2 separate regions of the Mus musculus genome follow, and region 2 is linked to region 1. Evidence: chromatin loops called from intact Hi-C (ENCODE). Cell type or tissue: heart. All regions are shown on one strand. Links, peaks and the distances in the headings refer to the core of each region. The heading gives the core; the rest is flanking DNA. Region 1 holds the start of Dglucy (D-glutamate cyclase). Region 2 overlaps Rps6ka5 (ribosomal protein S6 kinase, polypeptide 5).

Region 1 (9,969 bases), core at 550-8,549:
ACATTTTGGAATACTTATATAACCAGAGTGCCTGGCTTGTTGAACCATGTAAAGAATTACTGGTGAGATGAAGGAGAAGGTCCTCTCCATAACAAAGACCAAGATGGGTCCCCAGGCAACAGGATATCCCTTCTTCATCAGCCACCAAAGACCCAAGTTCACAAAGGATGATGTCTCTCTAATGAAGTTGTCCAAAGATCCAGAAAAAAACAAGTATAATTCAAATAGAGCCCAGTGCCACTGTTTCTGGGTTCTCTGGGTATAGAGGGCATAGGCTGGATAGTCATGGGCAGTCTGACCAGCCAATAGGCGCTAATCTAGCAGTGATGAGAACTGTTGGAACACGTCAAATACTGCAGCCAAGAGCTACATCTAGGTTTGATAAAGAAGAACTTGAGGGTGAAGCAGCCCTCCAGCAGGCAAGAAGCAGAGCCTGGGTGAGACTCAAGTCCAAGGGATACATCTATGGGGACATGGAGCAGAGACCACCGACTGTTCTCAACTTCCACTCTCCCCTTTCTTTTAGAAGGAAAACCCCTAAGCTACGATTTATTCAGACATCTTTAATTGGCACAGCTGGAGTCTACATTTCCCAGATTCTCGTGTGGTGATGCGTGCCCAGGTACTGGTCAATGGGATATGAGTGAAAGGACAGTCCACCTGATGAATTATATCACTCAGGAGGCTGTCACCTCCCTCCCCTCCCTGTCTTCCTACAGGCAGGAACAGAAGGGGGGGGGAATGTGAGGGAACTTTGAGAACAGGGAGCCAGAAGGTGGAGGAAGCACGCGCTCAGGATGGTCCAGTGGGCCAGAGTAGCTACCCTTCCCTGCACCGACCTTCTGCCCCTTAGCCATTAGGTGAAAGCAAACCATGTTCTAGCCCCTCTGAGGAAACCCATTTTAAGAACCATCAGTTACAGCTTATCCAGTGTCTGGCTAATACTGTCTTCCTCCAAAGTACTGATAAAATGAGAGCAGATTCGTATTTACTGAAAACTTACCACATGCCAGGAGTTGCTCTCAACACTTTACACGAACCGTCTCCTGTAACCCACACCTGCCTCCCAGATGAGAGCTTTGGTTCCATTTTGCATAAAAGGAGATACCGTACTCTAACTGATGGCACGCCATTTTTGGATGACCAAACCCGCAGTCTAACCCACGTATTCTGGAAGGAGATGCTATCCTCGTTCACTGTGTTTTAGAGACCTCTTGTACAGTTCCACGTGGTCAGGAAAACACGGTTCAGAGCCAGCAAGGCTGTTCTGCAGGTAAAGGCAGTTGCCAAGCAAGCCTGGCAACTTGGTTCAATCCCAGAATGTACACAAAGGTGGAAGGAGAAACCAACTCCACAAATGTGTCCTCTGCCTTCCGCAGGGCATTGTGGCACATGCATGCACACATACAATGATTTAAATTAAAAAAAAAAAAAAGTAAGAAAACATGGTTGGATTTTTCAGAGACCTGTGCCCGAATGGTAACCTCAAAGCTGCAAGTCATTTAGTGTCTCCACAAGTCAGTTTCCTTCAAGAGAGCCTCTGAGAGGAACCGAGCCACCGGCCTTCTGGAAGGATGAGAGAGATTTCCGAATGTTGAAGAACGCTTTAAAAGCTATAAAGTGAGGTACAAGTGATGAACTGCCTTAAGGCAGGCTGGAAAATCCTTAAAACCCAAATAACAAAATGCACTCTATTTTTTTTTTTAAATTGCAAATACCATCTAGCAATTTGGCAGATATCCTAGAAAGCCTGTAAAAATCTGTCAGGGAGAGGGGTACGTTTGGATTTCTACATCTGTCATCCTTTACTGAAGAAGGGAGATTGAATTGAAATAGACTGGATGCGTTCAGTCCTCTGTACCTGGTGTGGGCTTGCGGTGCACACCACATCCATACACACATACATACGCACACATGTGCACAGAGGTTTGTGGGACCGTGGGCCGTGCCAGGAAACTTGGTAAGGTTAAGTGGGTTGGAAGCCCTGGAACCCAGAGGGGTAGATAGGAGCTTTACTTGCTTCCTACCCCGCCCCTGTCACGTGACCATCCTCCCTCCTTAGTCAATAAGTTTTTCTTCCTGGATATCTCTGATTAACCTCCAGGAGGTGGAATGCACCCATTTTCCACAATGAACAACCAATACACAGTTTGGAACCAAGGACTGTCTCTTTCTTCAAGAACAGCTGTGGGGAGCACGGAGAAAACCTTTGTCTACAGAGCCTCATGGCTTAAGTGTCCCACAGAAGGCCCCTCTGCTCACCGCTAAGCACCACCACCGAACTAAGCTGGCGTTCCCCTTTCCCCGGCCCAGGACTCCTCAGCCCAAGGGCACAATTCTGTTCCCACTTCCCCTTGACCCAGCAGTGTCTAGATGTCCAGAAGTTTAGGAGCCCCTGGCCCTGTGGAGCCCCCGCCACACCTTCTGTTCCAGGCTCCTCTGCGTGGTTTCCAGTGGCGACTGGACACCCAGGAGTCAGGGAACTCCAGCTTTGGACTCCACATCTTAGGTTGTGTTTTCCCACCCCCTGAGCGATGTATCGGCGCGTCCCTCAAATCTAGCACCCAACAGTAGGTGTAGGGTAAATGCAGTCTTCAGTCTCCATGTTTCACCTGCCCAAGTGGTGTTCCCACGCCCTAGCAGCTGGGCAAAATGCGAAACCACAGAGGTTCTCGATTGAAAAGAATCCTTATTAGAAAGACCAGGAGGAGCAGCAATCTGCCATAGCCATGGGAATTCACCAAGTCTAGAAACAAGGGTGGCACAAGGAATTCAAAGGTTCCCAATTCAAGTGAGCAGGGGACTTTAGCTGCGTGTTGACACAGGAGTCCTATGTGACAGATCTTTCAGATATGCCCACGAACTTCCCCAGGGTTTCTTATTTACCCACACATATACATCACGCCAGGTCAAGGACCACCAGTTGAGCTCCTGGGATTCAGTCCCCATGACAAAAGGAACAGCTGAGTTTTTAAGGTTGTTCTTATATGAACTGCTATTGGAGGCTTGGTTCCCTGTAGGCAGTGTTTAGGGGCAGGACCTGTGGGAGGGAATTACATCCTGTGCGCTTGGACCTCAGCAGTGGGCTTTGGGAGGTGGTGGAAACCCCTGAAAGTTAGGCCTCTTTGGAGGAAGTTGGTACTTGGGGGTGGGCTAGGGATGGGCTGTTGTATTTCAGACCCGTCCTCGCTTGGCCCCGTTCTCGCTGAGACCCGTCCTCGCTTGGCTTTCCTGGCTGCTACGAGTTGAGCTGCTTCCCTCTCCCACCTGCTTCAGCCATGTTGAAAGATCCTGGAAACGGCCAGGTCAAAGGGCTATGGACTGGATGGATGGAACCTTTGACATCATAAGCCCAAATAAACTTTTCCTCCTTAACGTTGCTGCTCATGTCAAGGGTCTTGTTATATGAATGGGAAGCTAACACAAAAATTCTTTATCGGAATGTGTGCAAGCCCAGTCTAGCTTTCAGCTGGTTCTATCCTGCCTTGTCTTTCTGCCTCAGTTTCCCCCATCTGTTTAGTGGATGCTGCTTTCCTTCTGCTTCTTGCTCCTGGCTTTATTTCCCCCTCCTTTGACAGTGTTTAGCTACTTTGAAGGAACAACGCTCGCTCCTTCTGGACCAATCAGTGCCAACATGCTGCCTCCTGCCCTCCCTAGCACACATACATGTTCATGAAGTCAGGAAGATGGCTGTTAACGAACCCCTAGGTTAATCACACAGATAGGAAGAGACTTCCCAGAGTCACAGGGCTCTGCCTTCTGCACAGGTCAGAGGGTTTGTTCCCCCAGCCACCTATGACAAGAGAGCCTTGGCTCCCGCAGTGGGGACTGAAGCAAGCTCTCAATGTGAGTTTGCCTCACCTTCAGCAATCATCCCTCAAAAGCAGAGAGAGGCACCTCGAGCCCTGTGGTTATCTGGCCAACACCCCTAGGCCTGCATTGGCTTGGTCTGTCCTCCCCTCATGCCAGCCCTGAAGTCTCTGCCACTAGCTTCATTTCCTCCTCCCTAGCAGGTTGTGGCCCAAAGTTGGCAGCCACTCAAAGCCTATGATTTCAATTTCCCCTTCTTTGCTTTCTCATGATCTTGGGGTTCTCAAGGTCTGGAAGGTGTCCTGAAAGGCCATCCCAGGAGGGTAGAGAAGCAATTCCACAACTCATGGTCCCCAGTGTCATATGCAGAGATTTGACTTTCAAGGGGAGGCCCTGGTGGCTTCTAGCAGAAAGCCTGTTAACTGATTTTGGCTTATAGCCCCCTGGAGCAGTTTCCTCAAACGCTTGGGCTGGGATAGGGTAGGGTGGGGTGTGTGGATGTTGCCTAGGGCAGAGAACTATGCCGCGTTCACGTTCCCTGCTGACTTACTGTTGGTTTGAGATGTCTGGACTAGAGTCCACACACAATTCTTCCTTTTGTTTCCTCAGCCTTGCAGAGCGAGCTTCCTTCTGAAAGGCATAAAGCTCTCTTTCTTCAGCTCACAGGGGCTTCTGGGGCTGCCTGTCGCCACCGCCACTGCCACCAGCTTGCTCTGCCCGGCTCAGTCTCTGATCTACATGCCTGGGCACAGCCCCAGGCACCACTGGCTGCTACAGCTCTGCTACCCTGCAGCCAATGCTCTCAAGGCCTGTACTGGGGTGGAGACTTCCATGGCAGGATGCCAGTCCTGGTTCTTAAAGTCACAGAGCCCTCTAAGGTTACTTCCCTTTGCGGGAGTTTCTTGCTTTCCCCGGGCAGCAAGGAAGCATGACACAAAGGCATGGCCATGATGATTGGAAAACCTGCTGCAGCAGGGTGGAAGTCCCAAAAATTCTAATGTCACAGACCTAGGAACTCACGTAAGCCCTGAGGAGTTTCACAACTACCCTGGTAATTCCCGTGTGAAGCCAGACTGGGATTGCTGTCTGTGCTGTCCAAATGTCAGACTGCACTGGGTCATTTGAGGTACAGGCGAAAATGCAGGTGTTGACCCGAGCGAGAGTCAGGCTCTTGCAGATCAATGGCTGCTAGCCCTGGGGCTGTGCTGGGTTAGGCAGGGTAAGTTGCTCTCCAGCATTCAATGTTCCCTGGACTCATCTGAGATAATAGGAACGCAACACTAGGCCAGTCTCTAGCACTCAGACTATGCTTGAAAGACACGGGCAGGCCTGTGGGGGTTTTTCCTCCCTTGGTCTGAATGCTTCCTCTGAGGAAGAGCAGGTTCTGCTTTCTCTTGCCTCAAAGCTTTCAGGACTTCCCTTCAGAGCCAGCCTTAATCCCAACCACACAAGGTTCTAAAGCAGATGGTGCCAGCCAGTCTCTGTGGTTTCACCTTCCCTACCGCTCCCGAGCCTCATACCCCAACCCCAGCACAAACCACACACGTAAGCACAGTGCAGGTCCTTTTGGTGCCAGCCTTGGCATGTCTCTTCTTGGGTCACTTTTCTAATTCTTTTTCTCCAGTTGGTTAACTTCTCCCCCTCCTGGAGGAATTGGGATGGGTGTGCCTTGCCCTTTGTTATAAGACAGAGAGAAGACACCATCTGCACCCCACGACCACCACCAAAACCAAAAACCCAGACTTCCACAGGATACTTGAATCCACTGGCACCTTGATCTTACTTAGCCTTCCCAGTCTTGACTTGTGAGAAATAAATTTCTGCTCTCTACAAGCCATCCAGCTTGTGGTATTTTGTCATAGCAACCTGAATAAATGGAGACAAAGACATTGTGCTGAGTGAAATAAGGAGAATGTCTTAGTTAGGGTTTTACTGTGAACAGATACCATGACCAAGGCAGCTCTAATAAAGGACAACATTTAATTGAGGCTGGCTTACAGGTTCAGTCATTATCATTAAGGCAGGAGTATAGAACCATCCAGGCAGGCATGGTACAGGAGGAGCTGAGAGTTCTACATCTTCGTCCGAAGGCTTCTAGGAGAAGACTGGCTTCCAAGCAGCTAGGATGAGGGTGTTAAAGCCCAGGCCTACAATGACACACTTCCTCTAATAAGGTCACAACCCCTCCAACGAGGCCACACCTCCAAATAGTGCCACTCCCTAGACCAAGCATACTCAAACCACCACAGAGGAGTCCATAATTCTACCTGTAATAAGGTACCTAAATCAGCCAAGGTCATCACTGGGACAAAAAGTAAACCAGTAGATAGGAAGGTGTGGAGGAGTTACCGTTTAATGGGTCCAGACTTCAGTATAGGATAATGAAAAGGTTCTGGAGCTGGACACAGTGACAATGGTTATGAAACACTGTGGATGTAACTCAGGCAATCAAGCTGCCATCATACAATAGCTTATTAGATATCTAAATTTTAAGGACACGCCTAACCTGTACCCCTCAGGAGGTGATGGTTTGCAGACGGCAAATGTCCAAGGCCTGAGGCATGTGTCCTTTCCACTTTTCTAGAGGCTTAAGGATGAGACTCGGAACTCCAGAAAGTAAGACTGTGTGGTTGACCAGAGATGCAAAGAATGCCAAATATTTACAGATGGATTCTTTGGCGGATGTGACGATGTAGGCAAAAGTTCTAAGGGGGAGAAATATCTCAACACTCAGTGTCAGAGTACACTCTGTAGGGAGAGCAATTGCCTACATCAGAGGAATGTAAAGGTACAGTCAGTTTACCTAGAAGTCTCCTTGCAAAAAATTGAGTAGCATTAAAATCTGGTAACAATCGCATGCTCACTATTGTAAGGTTAGGTGATTAGAAGGGGTCAATGGGAGATAGAAGTAAGAATTCAAGACTTTTTTTTCCCCCTCAAACCTAATTAGACAGGAAGATTCTAGACGCCATCATGCCTTTATTTTCCTCCAAATTCCTATGTTGAGACACCAACCTTCCATGCAATGGAATTTGAGGAAGCACTTAGGGCTAGATGGGCTCCTGAGCATGGGTCCTTCTGTGATGGTGTTAGTGCCTTTGTCAGGAAAGATACCAGAGAGCTTCCCTTCTTAACCACATGAACACCATCCACATACCACCACCACCACCACCACCAATCACAGCCTGATAGCCACTATATACTCTGATCTTCCTCTGTCTCAGGGCTTTCCCAACCAGCAGTCAATACCTCCCAGTGACAGCGCAACCCTAGGGCCAAAGCAGAGAGCAGGGCAGGGCTTCCTGTACCCACTCTGTAAACCTTCCTGCTTTTCCAGTGCCTGATGGCACCTGCCAGGCACTCTCCCCTGTGGGCTAGGCTCATTTCCCTCAGACTTGTAGAAAGGCTAAGCAGTCTGTCTCCAGTCTTGTGAATCCAGCCACTCTTGAGTCTCTTCAGGTGTCAGAGCCAAGGAGATAATGGTTCCTGCTGGAACAGGGTCCACGTGACGGGAGATATATGTGTGTTTGTACAAGTGTGCTTATGTGCAAGGGACCCAGGGTTTGCCATTTTCCAAAGTTCATTTCTTAGCCACAAATAATGCCCACTGGCACGGTAGCGCTTCCTGTTTTTCACAAATTAGTCATAGTAAAAACAGAAGGAGGCAAAGCCAGGCGGTTACTGAGTCTGTTTGCCTGTGGGGAATGCTGAGTTCCTCATGGTGTAGGGCAGGCAGAGGAGACCTGAGGAAGGCAGGGGTAGCCAGCTTCCTTCTGCACCCGCTGCTGGCCCCGTGCCTCAGGCTCAGCCTGTTCAGTGAATTTCCTGACTGCCCTTTGCTCTCTGCCTTCTTCCCACCTCTCCACTGCCTCCACGCCACTCATCCCCAAATGGTGTCCTGCTTATATCATTTATTTGCTCCAGAACCTCCAATGGTCTTTGTACTGACCAAAGAGTCAAGTCTAAAGACTGAACCAGGCCTTTCTCTGGGGACTCTGACCATGCCCATACCAGCTCTGCTTCACAGGGCCAAGAGGGCACTAAACAGTTCAGTAACCATACATGATAAGACCAAGTTTTAAAAAGCCAAAGTTCATACAAAAAGCTCCATGGTGACAAAATTGTAACTATGGACAGAGGTGTCCCCACGTCACATTCTGTTCTTCTGTTCTCTTCACAGAGCTTCCTGGCTGGGCCAGCTTGGACCTCCTTCTCAGGTGGTACCACCTCATCTCAGAAAACTCTCTGTGCCTCTGCTCACACAGACCTTTCTGTCTTTTGGCTCCATTCATTTCTTAAACCTTCCTTGCCATCATCTGCTGTCTGGGTTCTAGTTCATGTTGTCCTTTGAGAACTTTCAAACTCCTTTAGCAGTGGCAGCTGAGAGGGTTGGGGTGTAACTCAGTAGCAGAGTAGATGATTAGCCTGCTTGAAACCTTGGGCTTGATTCCCAGCACAGCAAGGGAGAAAAAGGAAAGGTGGGAGGGAGGGAGGGAGGGAGGGAGGGAGGGAGGGAGGGAGGGAGAGAGAGAGAGAGAGAGAGAGAGAGAGAATATTCTAGGAAGGACAGATGTCTAGGCTGGTATGTAGCTCATGAGTGGATGCTTGCCTAGCATGCATGAAGTCCTAGACTTGATTCTCACCACCACATAAGCATGTCTGGTGCTGTATACATGTAATCCTAGCACCAGGAGGTAGAGGCAGGAGGATCAGATGTTCAAAGTCATCCTTTGCTACACTGGGAGCTTGAGGGCAGTATGGGTTATATGAGATCTTGTCTCAAAATAAATGAACAAACTATATCAGATGCGTACTTCCTGACCAAGGCCTGTCCTGGCCTCCCTGTGAGGTCACTCCCTGGTCTCTGTTTCCCTGGCCCCAAGGGGACCTCTCTCGTCTTGCTTCAGTTTCTGGCAACACTTACCATCAACAGAGGCGTATGCCTATGTCTTTCTTTCCATCTGTTGCCTGATTCTTCAACTGGAATCTGAGCTTCCAGAGCAAGGCGTTTCCTGTGTTTTCACGGCTGAACTCCAGAGCACGCCACAGAGCCTGGTGTGTGACACGGACTCAGGAAACCATCATCAAACTGAAGTTCTTCAAGCCAATTCTTAGGTATGCTCTCCATCTAGAAAAGGGCAAATGAAGGACCAGGGAGATGACTCCGAAAGTAAAGGCATTGCCACCAAGCCTGCCAACCTGAGTTTGATCCCAGGATACCAGATAATGAAAGAAGAGAATCCAGCCTCTACACATGTACCCTGGTACATGTGTGTGCACACACATACATGCATACATACATGCTAAATAAGCAAAATAAATGTAAGTAAAATAGTTTAAAAATAAATTATGTTTGCGGTGAGCCTGAAATGATTTATATGCCCAAAGGCGTGCAACTACTTAGACTGCCAAAGGAAGCAATTTGTTGGTTTTATATTTTGAGATAAGTTCTCACTATGTAGCCCTCAGCTAATCTGCACCTCACTGTGTAGGACAGGCTGGCCTTGAACTAGAGATCTTCTTGCCTCTGCTTCACTATTGATGATATTAAAGATTTGTGCCACCACATCTAGCCTCATTTTGGTTTGGTTGGATGTAAAAATATGAAAGCTGATGCTGTGGACACTTGTGGCAAGTGTGGTGTGTGTGTGTGTGTGTGTGTGTGTGTGTGTGTGTGTATGTGTGTGTGTATGTGTAGCATGGGGAAAACAGAGCCTTTTTTAAAAAGATTTGTTTGTTTATTTAATGTATATGAGTACACTATAGCTGTCCTCAGACACACCAGCAGAGGGCATCAAACCCCATTACAGATGGTTGTGAGCCACCATGTGGTTGCTGGGATTTGAACTCAGGACCTCTGGAAGAGCAGTCAGTGCTCTTAACCACCAAGCCATCTCTCCAGCCCAGGACAGATCTTTGACTGTCATTCCTCAGTTGCCATCCACCTCATTTATAAAGAAAGGGTCTTCAGCTGGGTGTGGTGAAGTCTGTTTGTAAATCTAGTCCTTGGGAAGCAGAGGCAGGTGGATCTCTGTGAGTTCAAGACCAGCCTGACCCACATAGTGAGTTTCAGGACAGCTACGGCTGCAGCGTGAGACCCTGCCTGCCTCAAAGAACAAAAACAAAAGACAGGGTTTCTCACTGGCTTTGAATTCACCA
Region 2 (9,969 bases), core at 885-8,884, 150 kb after region 1:
GTAATGGGATCTGATGCCCTCTTCTGGTGTGTCTGAAGATAGCTACAGTGTGTCTGTATATCTTTAAGAAACAAAACAAAACTATAACATCTTTAAGCTGGGCGTGGTGGCGCACGCCTTTAATCCTAGCACTCAGGAGGCAGAGGCAGGCGGATTTCTGAGTTCGAGGCCAGCCTGGTCTATAAAGTGAGTTCCAGGACAGCCAGGGCTATAGAGAAACCCTGTCTCGAAAAAAAGAAAAAAAGAAAAAAAAAAAAAAGGACACTCTCTACTCTTAGCCACTGGGCCATCTTACCAACCACAGCAACTTAATAAAAATGGGCAGTATTTACTAAATTAATATGCAAATATCTTGTGACTCAGCAATGTAGTTTTAGGTATCTGAGCTACCAAATACCTGCCCAGCTAGATAAATAAAGTATATTTTGAGAACATTTCTTACTCTACATATTATAAGAATGGGAATGCAGGTTGTCTGTAAGCCAGAGAATTTTAGATTTCTTCCTCCAGAATCACAAAAGAGTGGGGGTGTGATAGGAATGTGGCAACTGTTTTTACAGTCGCTTTTTGATTGCTTTAGTATTTACTTGCCACCAGGCACCACTTTGGGTATTTTTCAGTATAGCAACTCATAGGCCTTTGCAGGCAGCCCTTAGGGATTGGATTAGGATTGAATAGGACCCCTCTTATCGCCTTTGTGATGCAGATGAAGTGACTTGAGTGAGATGGCTGACCTCTAACGAGATAATGTGGCATCTGTGTGTCCAACTCCTGGGTTATTTTGGTGCATCAGGACAAGCACATTTATTTTAGTAACAGATTGTGGAAAACAACTGCAATGTCTATTTTTGTTACTTTTCTTTATCTTTCCCAGTTTACCAGCCTTCTTACCCTGTCATCACACTTAGGCCACTCCATTGCTTAAAGAAGCTCACTCACTTTCATATACTTGAAACAGAACAATGCATGTTAAATAGAATTGTGGGTTTTTTTTTTTTTTGTCTCTGTGACAAATGACTGAATTCAAAAGGGAAAGTTTTTTTTTTTTTTGACTCATAATTTTACCCTATAGTTTGCCAACTCCGCTGTGTCTTGGCTTGTAGCAAGGCTTAACGCCATGGTGGAAGGGCATGCTAGAAAAATACTCTTCACTTACACCATCCAGGAAACATAACAGTAACAGGAAGGGGCCACAGCCAAGATATACCTGTCAAAGACCTGACCACAGCAACACATTTCCTCTAATCAGGCCCCACCCTGCACCATCTTTCTACAGTTTATTTGGATTTTTGAGTTTATCAATTGATTGTTAAACTGTTAATAATTAGACTGCATAGACATACGGGGTTGGGGGGGGGGCTTTAGTGCAATCTCAATTCAATCTTATTGCCAATCAGGAGTAACCATGACATACTCTTAACTCTATAGTCAGGTTTTCAGACTACTCTGACATCCTGTCTCCTCTCCTACCAATCTCCTGTTATTCTGCTGTCCTACCCGCACTGTAACCGAGCTAAATTATTTACCCACTCCTCTGTAAACATGCATTTTTTGTTTAAATTTTTTTCTGTTTGAAAACAATTTCGGCATTTCCTAACTGAAAGTGTCAGGTGCAATTCTTGATCTCCCCAGCCCTCGGCTAGCCCACTTTTTCTGGAGCTGTTTGACTTAAATGATTTGATGTCTGTAAAGTGCTTAGTGCCATCGCTGGCAGATAGTGATCCATCAGATTAACTATCAAAATAAAGTTGAGAAAAGTACAAGATGGAACTAGAACATCTTGTTGTGGTATAAAGAAGAAAGTGTAATGGGGGCAGAAGCAAAGCTTTCCCTTGTGGAATAATACTGACATAGAGAGGGAAAGAGAGTTATAAAATCATCACTCCACACTAAAATGAGTGGGTGGTAGTTTAGTGAGAAGCAGGATAGTTTTGCATAATCTCAGTTCATTTCTTCATGGTTTGCCAGTTGAGTACAAGGAAAAACATAGTAACTTTACAGTGGAGAAAACTGACAATCAACACTTCAATGACTAAATTAATGGCATGATCAAAATTAACTCTAGTGTTAGGAAAACTCATCTGTATTTCCCATGTGACCTAAGAAGATGGCGTCATCCATTGGCATTTGTTTGAGGAGTTTATTACTTTCATATGACCATGACAACATCATATAAAATCTACATTGAAGATTTGTGTACACTCAGGATGTATCCTCTTCAAAGATGTCAGGAGTAAGAAAAGAATGATGGAAGCATCCACACATGTCTTATGTAATTTCCAATGAGCTGTGTGATCTTGAGCTGGATTTTAGAGTGGAATAAAGTCACTACAAAGAATCCTGGGCAAATGACAAAATTTGAGCAGGAAGTCTAGATAAAGCAATGGTATTTTTATGATGTGGTTATGTGAGAGAATGTCTCTGGAAAGTTTTAGGAATAAAGAACAGTATTCTCAACTGGTTCAGGGGAGATATGATGTTAAAAGCAGAGAATTCTACAGCAAGTGAGCAAATGGAGGAGTGTTGGATTTTTATGGGGGTTCTTTTTACTGTTACAGTTTGATGTTGTACCATTAAGCTTGTTTTGTTTTGGTTTTGTTTGCTTGTTTCATTCTGTTTTTATAAGGCCATAGTTGAGACCCTGTATCCTAGGAGAAGCTTCAATCTTTCCTCATTTAGGAGCACTGTGTGGAGTAAAGGATTATTTTCTTAGTTTCTTAGACTAAAGGCAGAAACAGTTTGAGAGTACCCGCAGGCCCCATACTGTGCACCTGAAAACAGGATGCAAGTTTTCTAAAACCATGCTTCCCATGTTTGTAGCTTCCTGCTGTTTGGACTTCTCCAAAGCCATTAATAGTGTATCAGAAAGATGTATATATTGCAGTATCTATTATATCAGTATAATAGATTATACAGCATTTCTCAGAACTGGACATTCGATGTTTCTTGGTTGTAAACTATCTGAGATTCTAATCCCTGGTAAAAGCTTTGACTGTAGATCTTCTCTATTACCCATTTCTCATCTATCTGTTTGAACAGGTAGACAAATTAAAATGATAACATCTCAGGACAAGTTTAAGAGGTTTGCAAGTCTGCAAGCATTCTTGTAGGCAAAGCCAAGTCCTATTTGTTTCTTTCTCCAGGAACACACAGCTCTGTTTTCACTAGTCTAAGACACAAATTGCTGCCTTTGAATTTTCTACCCTAGAAATCTACCACTGATTATTGTACGTTAGCACAGCTTTAGGGGGAAAAATTAATCTGAGAATGATGGCACACACACCTATAATCATAGCACTTAGAAAGCTGAGTTAGGATGACTGTTAGGAATTCAAGGGTACCCTGAGCTACATAGTGAGTACCAAGCCAGCCAAGACTCCATAAAACAGATTTACACTAAGTGTTTACTATACATTTTTAATCCTACATAGAATCCCCATAGAATGTCTACTCTGGGGTTCTTTGACTGCAAATGAGCCTTCAGAAATTTAACTGGGACAAGCGGGTTCTCTGGAAAGTCAGTTGAGTCAGATGGTGTTTTGCTGGGGCAAATACAGTAAGGAGTATTTCCCTGAAGCGGACACAAGTGAAAGGATGTGTTCCTAAAGCAGACACATGAAAGAACATTTCGCTGAAGCAGTTTGAGAGCAAGGTGAAAGGCTAAGGCAGACTCATGAAGGAAGGTTTTGCAGAAGCAGACACAGGTGAAAGGATGTTCTGCTAAAGCAAGCACGTGAAAGGACACCTGATGGAGGAGTCTTTGCTAACAACACACATGTCATGTATTGGTCGGCCTTACATTGCATAGTTGAGCTGGGTTTGTCGGGACTCCATAGAGAGAAACATACCAAAAAACTTCTGGTGATGTGCTGCAGCTTCTTGCCGATTCTGTGGACTCGGGCTGATTGGCACAGTGATGTCAGCTGAGATAGACACACTTGGAGTTTTGCACATGCTGAGGCAAGACAGGTGGTAAGGCAAGAGCCTTGGAGGACTCGTGATGTCTGGAGGGTGTATGAATAGTACTCAACCGACTGTGAGAGAGGCTTGCTGGTAGAACTAGCTATGCAACACTTGTTGGTCTCAAGTCTTTGCTGATCTTTGCTTGCTGAGAGAGGCACAGCTGAGAACTTCTGATGTTCCTGGTGTCGGCTATGGTCTCTCCTGCTGACTTGGGCCGATTTGGCTGAGTCCTAGCTGGCTGCTGATTTGTGTTTGCTGAATCTTGACTCTGCCAAACTTGAATCACTGTGATTTATCCCTGTGAGCTGAGCTGCTGATTTCCTGACAACACAGATGGGGTTTGCTCCAAAGAACTATTTCTAAACAGGTCCACTTCCCCCATATCCTTTCTTTTCTACTACCTCTGTTGGGTAGTGGCCTAGAAGGGAGATTAAAGCATTTAAATGCCATCATTAAAAATAGGGTTTGACAGAAAGTCTCAGATGCCAGGAAAGCCTGAGGCTCCCAGAACTCCATGGGGATGACATTAGCTGAAATACCCCACAAAGGAGAGGGAGAACCTGTTGAGACCATATCCAGAAGTTAGGCATGGCCCCTCAGTTGAGGGATAGGGCTGCCCACACCCATCTCCAAAACTTTAACCTAGAATTGCTCCTGTCTAAAGGAAATATAGGGACAAAGAGTGGAGCAGAGACTGAAGGAAAGGCCATCCAAAGACTGGGGATCCATCCTACATGCAGACACCAAATCCAGACACTATTGCTGATGCCAAGATGTGCTTGCCGACAGGAGCCTGATGTAGTTGTCTCCTGAGAGGCTCTGCCAGATCCTGACCAGTACAGATGCAGATGCCCACAGCCAACCACTGGACTGAGCATGGGGACCCCGATGGAGGAGTTAGGGGAAGGAAGGAAGGAGCTGAAGGGCCTATCTGCCATCACTGGGAGGAGAGGCCCTTGGTCCTGTGAAGGCTTGATATCCCAGTGTAGAGGAATGCTAGGGTGGTGAGGCGAGAGTGGGTGGGTGGGTGGGTGGGGCGAACACTCATAGAAGCAGGGTAAGGAAGGATGGGATAGGGGGTTTACAGAGGGGAAACAAGGAAAGGGAATAACATTTGAAGTGTAAATAAATAAAATATCTAATTTAAAAAAAGAAGTAGATGGCAAGAAATAATCAAACTTGGGGCTGAATTCAATAAAATAAAAACAAAGGAACAATACAATTTGAAAAAATAGGGTTTGAAAAAAATTAAACTTACATAAGATAGTGAAGTTATGTGACCAAAATATGAAGATTACATGACCCTAAGTAATTTAAGTATTGCAAAGTAGCATAGCTGCTGTCAGGTAGTTTAGCTGAGAGTGATCAGCAAGGTCAGCATTCTGAGAAGGGAAGCAGGAGCAGAGCAGAGAGGGGAGAAGGGATCCCCAGGCAGCGAGTGGTACGGAGCAGTGTCTCTCAGCCTCCTCAGCTTTGTTCTCCACGTAGTCAGATGGATAACTCAGAGAAGTTTATTTAACCTCCACATTTCACTTACCTCTGACAATTACTGTATTTTCTCTAAGATTATAATATTACTTTAATAGTACTTTATAGTGTTGTGAGGATCAGATATTTCCTTCCTAAACAGAATCAGTATAAAATAAGTGCCCAGTGTCTATAGTTGCTATTCTTGGGCTAGTCTCAGAAGCAGTAAGTTAGGTGTTCAGGCCAGTCTCAGACACTGGATTGAGTTCCTTCCAGGAGCTTTTTCTTTGTCCCCAATATAGGGATTTAAGGTACGACTTCTGTGCAGGTATCGTAGCAATAGTGTGTACTGACAGTATCACTCAGTCCATGTTTGTTGTGATTTTATTTTGTTGTTGATTGTAATATAAACTAATAATTAAAGAGGCAAAAACTAAGACATCACATACTATTCCTACAGTGTTCATATAACAAGAAACTAAAACTAGCATTGGCTTTAACAAAACAAACAAACAAAAGACAACTCAGGCTTACAAATTGTGCCACAAGTCAGTACAGTACTTATGAAAAATTTTCATAGTTTTATCAGGAAAGTGACTGAGGGCAGACGAGCCAGCTTGGCTGAGAGTCCAGCAGGCAGATGGCCGTGTGTAACTCTGGTGGCCGTTCTTACTCAGCTCGAGTGTTCATTGCCTCTCCAATGTGAAATGGGATTTGTGGCCAGCTCAGCAAGTACATTGACCTAGCCAGTGCCGGGGCAGGCTTCCTTGAGCTAACGGGCTGAGAACCCTAAGCCGCTGAGGGCAGTGAGGACTGACTACTTGTGGTATCACTGACCATTTTGAAGTGGCAGGGCTGCAGTTGGCTTGCAGTACTTGGTGCAGATGCTGTTTCTGTTGTTGTTTTGAGATGAGACTTTTGTCTTTCTACCTCAAACTCACCTTGAGTAGGTTATTTAGGCAGGCCTTGGACTCAAGATACTCCTGCCTCAGCCTTCTGAGTGCCGAAGGACAAATATTTACCATTATACTGGGCTCAGTGCTCTCCTTTGAGAGAACTGAAGTTCACCTTGGTATAGTGCTATCACCAGACTCCTTTTCTGTCTGGTTTGTGGTTGCACTGCCAGGTGGGCATGCTTGAATTTTACTCGAGTCATCTGGTCTACTGAAGTGTGAAGGCTCCAGAGCCTCAGTTTCAGTATATCCTTGGTAGTCAGCTGCATACAAAGTGCTCCCTATTACAGTTCTGAAGCTCTGAAGCCCACCAGCTCAATTGTAATTACAGTTAAAGAGTACAATAGCTGTGCCAAACTTGGTCATTTAAGTAGATCGACCAAGTGCTCAGGAAAACGGCCTTGTGTGAGTGCTTGGGCCAGTATAGCATCCAGGTCCAGGAGTTGCCCTCCGACCTTCATATGTGTATGAAGCTATGTATGTGTGTATATATATATATAGCTTTAAAAATGACTTGGATTACAGTTGATAAAGGCTGTAGCCTTTTTATTATCTAATATCAAAGACGTATGTTTTAAATTACTACATTCATCTTTCTAAGTATTTCCCTCCAAAGGCCATCCCAGAGGTCAAAATGTAGTTGAGAGGTGACAGACAGGGCTAAGGAGTTAGAAATGGTGCTTTGGGGCCAGTAGAGGGGCTGTTGGTTATGGACGAGGAGAATTCTGCAAACAAGGGAATGAGTACTGGAGAAGTCACCCAGCTCCTTAAGGCAGAGATACTGAATGGAGATTCTAGTAACTCCTTGATTTGGGGGACAGAGAGTTTGGGATTAATTACTCTCAAGATGTTTGGACCTGGTAAACACAACAAAATTGTAGTTAGAATTCTAGAAAGAGCATGCTTTAGCAGTAACCATCACATCCAGGGCTGGAGCCATTGCTCAGCAGTTAAGAGCTATATTACAGTTGCAGAGGACCTTTATTCCATTCCAGAACTCAGGTTGAGTACCTCACAGCTACCTGGAATTCAGTTCCAGAGAAGTTTCTGGGTTCCATAGGCATCTGCACTCATGTGCATTCATGCATGTGTGTACTGTCCCCCATACCCCAAAATACAGAGAGGGAAGAGGGAGAGAAAGAGGAGGCATTGTATCTCATCCTTTTATTCTAGCACTCAGGATTCAGAGACAGACAGTTTTCTTTGAGTTCAAAGCTAGCCTGTTAGGGCTACATAGTGAAACAAACAAACAAACAAACAAATAAACAAATAAAAAAGATGGCAGTGAGGCATTCAAGGGCTGCACAAAAAGGGCAGAGTGATTAGATTTTGGAAAGGGCCTCGCAGTGTCATATTTACTTTGTGTTTTCACAGCAGAGCCAGCAGTTTTATATATTGAAACACCTAGATTGTAAAATAGAATAGTTACAAACTTACTGTTAATCCTGAGATTCATGAGAGAAAAAACAGTTCCACAATTTCGAGCCAAATTTGAAGGATGCTGTAATTAAACACTGGCCTGGTTGATGGACTTTGGCCAGGTCCACCCTTGTGTTCCCAGGGAATGGTTACAAGTCACATTTTGCAAGGGCATAAAAAGGCAAAACCCGCTTTTATCAGGAGCAAGTATCCATCCTAATATATTTTCCGCCGATGTACCTCCTGCCTAGATGTGGTCAAGCACATCTGGTGTAGATGTGTCAAACAGACTTTTTAAGGGAAGTAAAAATCTTGTGGCTTATTATTTCCCAAGAACTATAGCACCCAGCATTCCAAGAAGTTATCTATCCTTGGGCAATTGGGACTTATAGGTTAACTTTGGCTCTTACGTTACCCCACTACCACAGCCATAAACAAGGGCCTGAAAGCTGGCCTTGCCTATTAAAGGTAACTCATAAACTATCTCCAACTAAGTTTAGATATTAACCATTCTGACTGGATAGCCCCTATTTGCATGAAGTGCTTGGATGGAGACCTTTGCCATGAACTTGTCCAAAATTAAACTACTCTTTTTCTTTGGTCAGGGAGCTTGATTTGCTCTTGGTCAGTGTTGTGTCTCTCATCAGCTCTAGCTGACATTCCTGTAATGACTTCCCCCATATTCTTCTGGATCTAGTCTTGTCTTATGATTTCTGGATCTAGAACTTGGTAACTAACAGTGGTACATCCTGGCCTCTTGAATAAAATAAGAAACCATGAATTTATCCAGATATAACTAAAGAACTAAATGTTTAATGAGGCCTAGGGTAGCTATATACTTTAAAATTACCTTTCCAAAAGTGAGTGTTAATTATAAAGATGAAATGTGTGCTCTCTTTCTCTTGTAGTAGACAACTCAAAGAAAACTACCTTACTCAAATGATCAAAGTAAAACTCATTGAGAGTAGGATGCGTTGAAATCATGTACCAACCAAGAAGGTACTGCAAGATGAGCATGCCCCCAGAGGTGCACACCTGAGTATGATAATGGCCAGCCCTGTGTGAGGGACAGGGCCTACAAAGTGACACACTGTAACCTCAAGTGCCAAGGTTATGGAAACCAAGGAAAGAATGAGAATTTGTTGCATATTTGAGAAAATATGTTCCAAGTTGAACCTATTCACTATAGAAGATACTTATGGAACAACTTAAGTAAAAAATTTAGGCTTGTGGATTAGATTGTAATGATAAATTCATGTAAACTTCCTGATTTGTAAGTGGTTATGTTGTATGAAAGTGTATATTAATGATAAGACATCAGTTTGGTTGGTTGGTGGCTTAGCTGTTTTGTAAAAAGAGTTCTACATGCTGTACTTACAAGTCTTCTGTGTGTTAATAGTTGATTTAAAGTAAGCAACAAGGTCCAGTTCTATATATGAATATAAAGCAAGTATAAAGTGAAAACTAGAGTATACTTTTAAAAATATGACATACTTGGCTAATAAATTTAGTCAATAGAATAGAATGCTTTTTTACATTTTTTGCTGCTTAGAATTGTACCATGTTTAACAACTCTATGTTGTTTAAATGCTGTTTTCTGTTTTAACCGTATTGAACTATGCATGCAAAGTTGTCCATGTCAAAACCTCAAACAAGCCTTTTGTGTTTGTAGAGAAACAGACGTTATAATTCCATGCAAATACAAAACAAACTAGAAAAACAGCTATCCTGAGCATGCAGTGTCAGAAACATAGGTGAGCATGTTTGTAGCTTTCCACACTGTCAGAATTTATTGAACTGTAAATTCACATGCTATGTTTGTTTGTTGGCCGCGGTTTCCCTAGTATCCCAGATTTCCCATGATAGCTAGTTGAGGCAAAAAATGGTTTCTTGGTTTCTTTTATTATAATCTTAAGTTAGCCATTAGGCCACATACTACCTATCACAGTAAATTGATCAACCTATATAAGTGTCAATGTGGGCTAAGGTTAAAGAAGTTGCAGCAGAGTAGAAGAGAACTTCCTGAGAAAGTAGGAAGCAGATATAGATGCAAAGAGACTCACTACAGGTATGTAAAATACTAAGACTCCACTAGGAGCTTTGGTGGCAATTTCGCTTCAAAGTCTAGCCATAAGGAGTCTCAGGGTAAAGTGGAGCTGCCCAGACA

The links. Peaks named below come from ENCODE experiments on the same cell type or tissue, not always from the same donor. Only the 100,000 strongest peaks of a DNase experiment are listed, where the experiment ranks them.
Region 2: it touches region 1 in a loop (1.9-fold over the local background); 2 of 42 quality-filtered maps call a loop at or near these places.

What each region holds. Positions count from the first base shown.
Region 1 is chr12:100,773,702-100,783,670 of GRCm38, reverse strand. It overlaps Dglucy (D-glutamate cyclase), which reads right to left and starts at 4,614. Exons shown (of 13, transcript NM_145448.5): 1 at 4,361-4,614. It overlaps Gm40558 (a long non-coding RNA gene), which reads right to left. Exons shown (of 3, transcript XR_872933.1): 2 at 8,735-8,938; 3 at 5,926-5,957. In heart, for the core only: no CTCF peak of the experiment used is centred there; DNase peaks (open chromatin) are centred at 4,090, 4,610 and 7,480; H3K27ac peaks cover 1,375 bases.
Region 2 is chr12:100,627,665-100,637,633 of GRCm38, reverse strand. All of the region lies in intron 3 of Rps6ka5 (ribosomal protein S6 kinase, polypeptide 5), which reads left to right. Among named protein-coding and RNA genes, the nearest start is that of Rps6ka5, 92 kb to the left of the region's middle. In heart, for the core only: no CTCF peak of the experiment used is centred there; no DNase peak of the experiment used is centred there.